Regions from separate parts of the Homo sapiens genome. Here region 2 is linked to region 1. Evidence: read pairs that join two places in POLR2A ChIA-PET (ENCODE). Cell type or tissue: HCT116. All regions are shown on one strand. Region 1 overlaps LOC100131626 (a long non-coding RNA gene). Region 2 overlaps TMEM25 (transmembrane protein 25).

Evidence for each region. ChIA-PET counts read pairs that join two places held together with the same protein. Peaks named below come from ENCODE experiments on the same cell type or tissue, not always from the same donor. Only the 100,000 strongest peaks of a DNase experiment are listed, where the experiment ranks them.
Region 2: POLR2A ChIA-PET joins it to region 1 with 10 read pairs; 3 of 35 experiments call an interaction of 5 or more read pairs at or near these places.

The regions. Positions count from the first base shown.
Region 1 is chr11:118,411,439-118,413,938 of GRCh38, reverse strand. The region is part of intron 3 of LOC100131626 (a long non-coding RNA gene); the gene reads left to right. Among named protein-coding and RNA genes, the nearest start is that of ATP5MG, 11 kb to the right of the region's middle. In HCT116, no CTCF peak of the experiment used is centred here; no DNase peak of the experiment used is centred here.
Region 2 is chr11:118,535,489-118,537,988 of GRCh38, reverse strand. It overlaps TMEM25 (transmembrane protein 25), which reads right to left. Exons shown (of 9, transcript NM_032780.4): 9 at 2,160-2,500. Among named protein-coding and RNA genes, the nearest start is that of TMEM25, 5.5 kb to the right of the region's middle. In HCT116, no CTCF peak of the experiment used is centred here; no DNase peak of the experiment used is centred here; H3K4me3 peaks cover 313 bases; H3K27ac peaks cover 834 bases.

The DNA of each region.
Region 1 (2,500 bases):
GGAGGCCAAGGTGGGGGATTCTTTCAGCCTAGGAGTTTGAGACCAGCTTGGGCAATGTGGCTACCCTGTCTCTACAAAAAAATAGCCGTGTGTGGTGGCATGCGCCTGTAGTTCCAGCTATTTGGGAAGCTGAGATGGGAGGATCTTGATTGAGCCTGGGAGGTTGAGACTGCAGTAAGCTGTGATCATGCCACTATACTCCAGCCCAGGCGACAGAGCGAGACCCTGTCTCAAAAGACAAAAAGAAAGAAAGGGGAATGAACTGATTAGTGGAAAATTGCAACAATCAGGGACAGTGGATACACACTCTAATAACATGATATTTAAAGCTAGGTTTTATGGGGATTGGTTAGAAATGGTGGCTGAAACAATGGTTGGCAGCTAAGTGAGATTAAGATGAGGCAGAAGGGAGATTGCCAAGGGCTTTGCATGTTAGTATTTTATTATATCAGGGCCTTTTGTTTGGTAAACAGGTCTAGTGTAAGTTCCCTGCTAAGGGATTACCTCTGGTGGAACTGTTACTGAATTCATCACAAGGGTGATCACAATCTTATGTCCTAGTAGAAACAAAAACCACACTAATTAGGAAATAGTAAGTCCTACTAAACTACCTATCACTTTACATAAGATTAGGGAGGTTGATATCTAATGAGACAAGAAATCTTAAATAACTTAATAGTAGGGCAAAGCAGGACCAAGAATATATAATACAGAATGGAACTGTGGAAATACAAAGCAGGATCCACAAGCTGGTCACAGGTAGAGTCAGGGCACAGACTACAACACAGGATCATGACCTGGGCCCAGCTTATGCTGCCACCACTTATTGCTCTTGGGATCCTAGCCAAATTGTTTTATGTTTTCTGCTCAGTTCCTCTCTTGTTAAATGGTATATCATTTATGGCACGTGCTTCAGAGGAAAGTTGAGGGCTAAATGAGATAGTTGGTGCAAGTGCTTTGAAAAGGTAAAGTGTTATACAAATATGAAATATTTAAAAAGAAAGTATTGAGCTATCCTTAGAAATCAGGGTAGAATACTTAGGTATGTAAGAGATGAATGGAAAAGAGGAGAAACTGTTAATCTAAGAACAATGCTGAGATGTATAAAACAAAGGATGAGGCCGGGCGTGGTGGCTCACTCCTGTAATTCCAGCACTTCGGGAGGCTGAGGCGGGCAGATCACGAGGTCAAGAGATCGAGACCATCCTGGCCAACATGGTGAAACCCTGACTCTACTAAAAATACAAAAAATGAGCTGGACATGCTGGTGCGCGCCTGTAGTCCCAGCTACTTGGGAGGCTGAGGCAAGAGAATCTCTTGAACCCAGGAGGTAGAGGTTACAGTGAGCCGAGATGGCACCACTGCACTCCAGCCTGGCGACAGAGTGAGACTCCGTCTCAAAAAAAAAAAAAAAAAAGGATGGAATATGCAATGTGGACAGTTTCACATTAGTTTTTTTTTTTTTTTTTTTTTTTGAGACCAAGTTTCGCTCTTGTTGCCCAGGCTGGAGTGCAATGGCATGATCTTGGCTCACTGCAACCTCCGCCTCCCAGGTTCAAGAGATTCTCCTGCCTCAGCTTCCCAAGTAGCTGGGATTACAGGCATGTGCCACGACGCCCGACTAATTTTGTATTTTTAGAAGAGATGGGGTTTCACTATGTTGGTCAGGCTGGTCTCCAACTCCTGACCTCAGGTGATCCGCCAGCCTTGGCCTCTCAAAGTGCTGGGATTACAGGTGTGAGCCACCGCACCCGGCCTCACATTAGCTTTTTTTTTTTTTTGAGACGGAGTCTCGCTCTGTGCCAGGCTGGAGTGCAGTGGTGCCATCTCGGCTCACTGCAACCTCTGCCTCCTGGATTCAAGCGATTCTCCTGCCTCAGCCTCCCAAGTAGCTGGGACTACAGGCATGTGCCACCACGCCCAGCTAATTTTTGTATTCTTATTAGAGATGGGGTTTCACCATGTTGGCCAGGATGGTCTTGATCTCTTGACCTCGTGATCCGCCCACCTCGGCCTCCCAAAGTGCTGGGATTATAGGCGTGAGCCACCGCACTTGGCCACATTAGTTTTGAAATGATGAAAGCCTCAACAAAAAGCCTCATTTACTTATATATAGATAGCAGTTTCCTTAGGAATAAACCTTTGGACCACAGTGACAAATATTTGCATAACTGGCTTTGACTTAACCATTATGTTCTCTCTCCTCGTGATGCCTACTACTAAATGAGTACTTCTACTTTTACATACTGAGAAAATTGTAGGACCACATGCACTGTTATATGAACCCTATGCAAGTTTGCAGGTTTCTATTCTGGCTTTTGTTACATGGAATTGAAATTACCTGCTGATGTTAGACTACCCAAGTTACTTCAGGGCAGGACTGTGCCTTGTCAAAATCTTTCAATGGCTTTCTATTCAATGTCCTTAAAGAAGTCCAAGCCTTAACAGGCATAAAATACAATCTGGTCCCCACCATCTCTGGCTTTACCTCTCAGTGCTC
Region 2 (2,500 bases), 120 kb before region 1:
TCCTCTGCCTCCTGGGCTGAAGTGATCCTCTTGCCTCAGCCTCCCAAGTAGCTGGCACTACAGGTACACACCACCACGCCCAGCTAATTTTTGTGTTTTTGTAGAGATGGGACTCTCACCATGTTGCCCAGGCTGGTCTTGAACTCCTGGGTTCAAGCGATCCACCCGCCTCGGCCTCCCAAAGTGCTAGGGTTACAGGTATGAGTCACCACACCCGGCCTGTAATTTCTCAGAAACTAAAAATAGGATTACCATTCAATCCAGCAATCCTACTTCCGGGTATCTCCAAAAAGGAAAAGAAATCAAAATATCAAAGAGATGCCTGCACTTTCATGTTTATTGCTGCACTATTCACAATAGCAAATATCCAGAATCAACCTAAGTGTCCATCAACTGATGAATGGGTGAAGAAAATGTGGGTGAAGGAAAATGTGGGATAAACAAAAGAAGTGAGTTAAAGGGTACAAACATATAGTTGGAATAAATTCAATGCTTGATAGCAGAGTGGGGTGAGTATAGTTAACAAAAGTGTATTGTACTTGGGTAATGGACACCTTGAATATCCTAACCTGATTACTACACATTATACACATGTCACACCAGCCTGGGCAATAGAGTGAGACCCTGTCTCTACGAATTTTTTTTTTTTGGACGGAGTCTTGCTCTGTCATCCAGGCTGGAGTGCATTGGCGCGATCTCGGCTCACTGCAATCTCTGCCTCCTGGGTTCCAGCATTTCTCCTGCCTCAGCCTCCCGAGTAGCTGGGACCACAGGCACATGCTACCATGCCAGGCTAATTTTTTATATTTTAGTAGAGATGGGGTTTCACCATGTTGCCCAGGCTGGTCTCGAACTTCTGAGCTCAGGCAATCCACCCGCCTCGGCCTCCCAAAGTGCTAGGATTACAGGCGTGAGCCACCATGCCTGCCCCCTCCAAATTTTTTTAATTAGCTGAGCACAATGGCACACACCTGCAGTTCCAACTAGTCATGAGGCTGAGGTGGGAGGATCCCTTGAACACAGGAGTTCAAGGCTGCAGTGAGCTATGATTGCACCACTGCACTCCAGCCTGAGTCATAGAGCAAGACACACACACACGTGCTCTCTTGCGCTCTCTCTGTATATACACATACATACATAGATATGTTACAAAATTTCAATGAACCTCATAACTTTGTACAAAAAAAAATCACATCCCAGTCTGAGCCTTCTGTTCCCAAGGGCAGGACAAAGGGGCTCAGCATACTTTAGCCCAGTCCTGAGGTGGGAAGAAGCAGCTGAGTGAGGACCAAGTGAGAATCAGATGCTAGTTATAGCCAAGAGCCCCTGAAATAGAAAATGCCAATCCGGCCATTGGGAACACTATAATTAAAGAAATATTATTTATTTTTCTGAAGCACATTTGGTAATGTCAGAGTTGAGTGGTGGGTATACAGGTGCTTGCTATATTTTTTCCACTGTGAGACTGGAAAACTTCATTTAAAAAACATATTAGGCCGGGCGCAGTGTGGCTCATGCCTGTAATCCCAGCACTTTGGGAGGCTGAGGCGGGTGGATCACCTGAGGTCGGGAGTTCAAGACCAGCCTGACCAACATGGAGAAACCCCATCTCTACTAAAAATACAAAATTAGCTGGGCATGGTGGTGCATGCCTGTAATCCCAGCTACTTGGAAGGCTGAGGCAGGAGAATCACTTGAACCCAGGAGGCAGAGGTTGCGGTGAGCCGAGATCACGCCATTGCACTCCAGCCTGGGCAACATGAGCAAAACTCTGTCTCAAAAAAAAAAAAGAAAAGAAAAGCATATTAGAAGGCTGGGTGTGGTGGCTCACACCTGTACTCCCAGCACTTTGGGAGGCCGAGGTGGGCAGATCACTTGAGGTCAGGAGTTCGAGACCAGTCTGGCCAACATGGTAAAACCCCATCTCTACTAAAAATATAAAAATTAGATGGGCGTGGTGGTAGGCGTCTACAGTCCCAGCTACTTGGGAGGCTGAGGCAGGAGAATCGTTTGAATCTGGGAGGCGGAGGTTGCAGTGAGCCAAGATCGCGCCGCTGCACTCCAGCCTGGGCGACAGAGTGAGACTCCATCTCAAACGAAACAAAATAAAACAAAAACAAAAACATATTAATAGAAGAAATGAAGCAGAGATATGTAAATGAATTCAGTCAAGTTTATTAAACTTGCTGTGTGCTCAGCACCGCCCTAGGCAGTAACATGAAAAACATTACAAAAGAAGATCTCAACAAGGGAAAAATATATTCTGTACTATATTAATTTCCAATCATTTACATGTTGCTTTTTAAAGTGTTCTTAGGTCACTTTGGGGTATGTGGTCTCCTTCTTTCTCCATGTTCCCCTAAAGCTTCCACACTGTTGAATTATGTGCCTGTGGCGACCATCCTCCAGGAAGGGCACCTTCCTGCTGATGAGGCAACCATGGGTTGGTCAGGGCTGGGGTCCCGTGGTGGAGGAGACATGCTGAGAGAAAAACCATCAA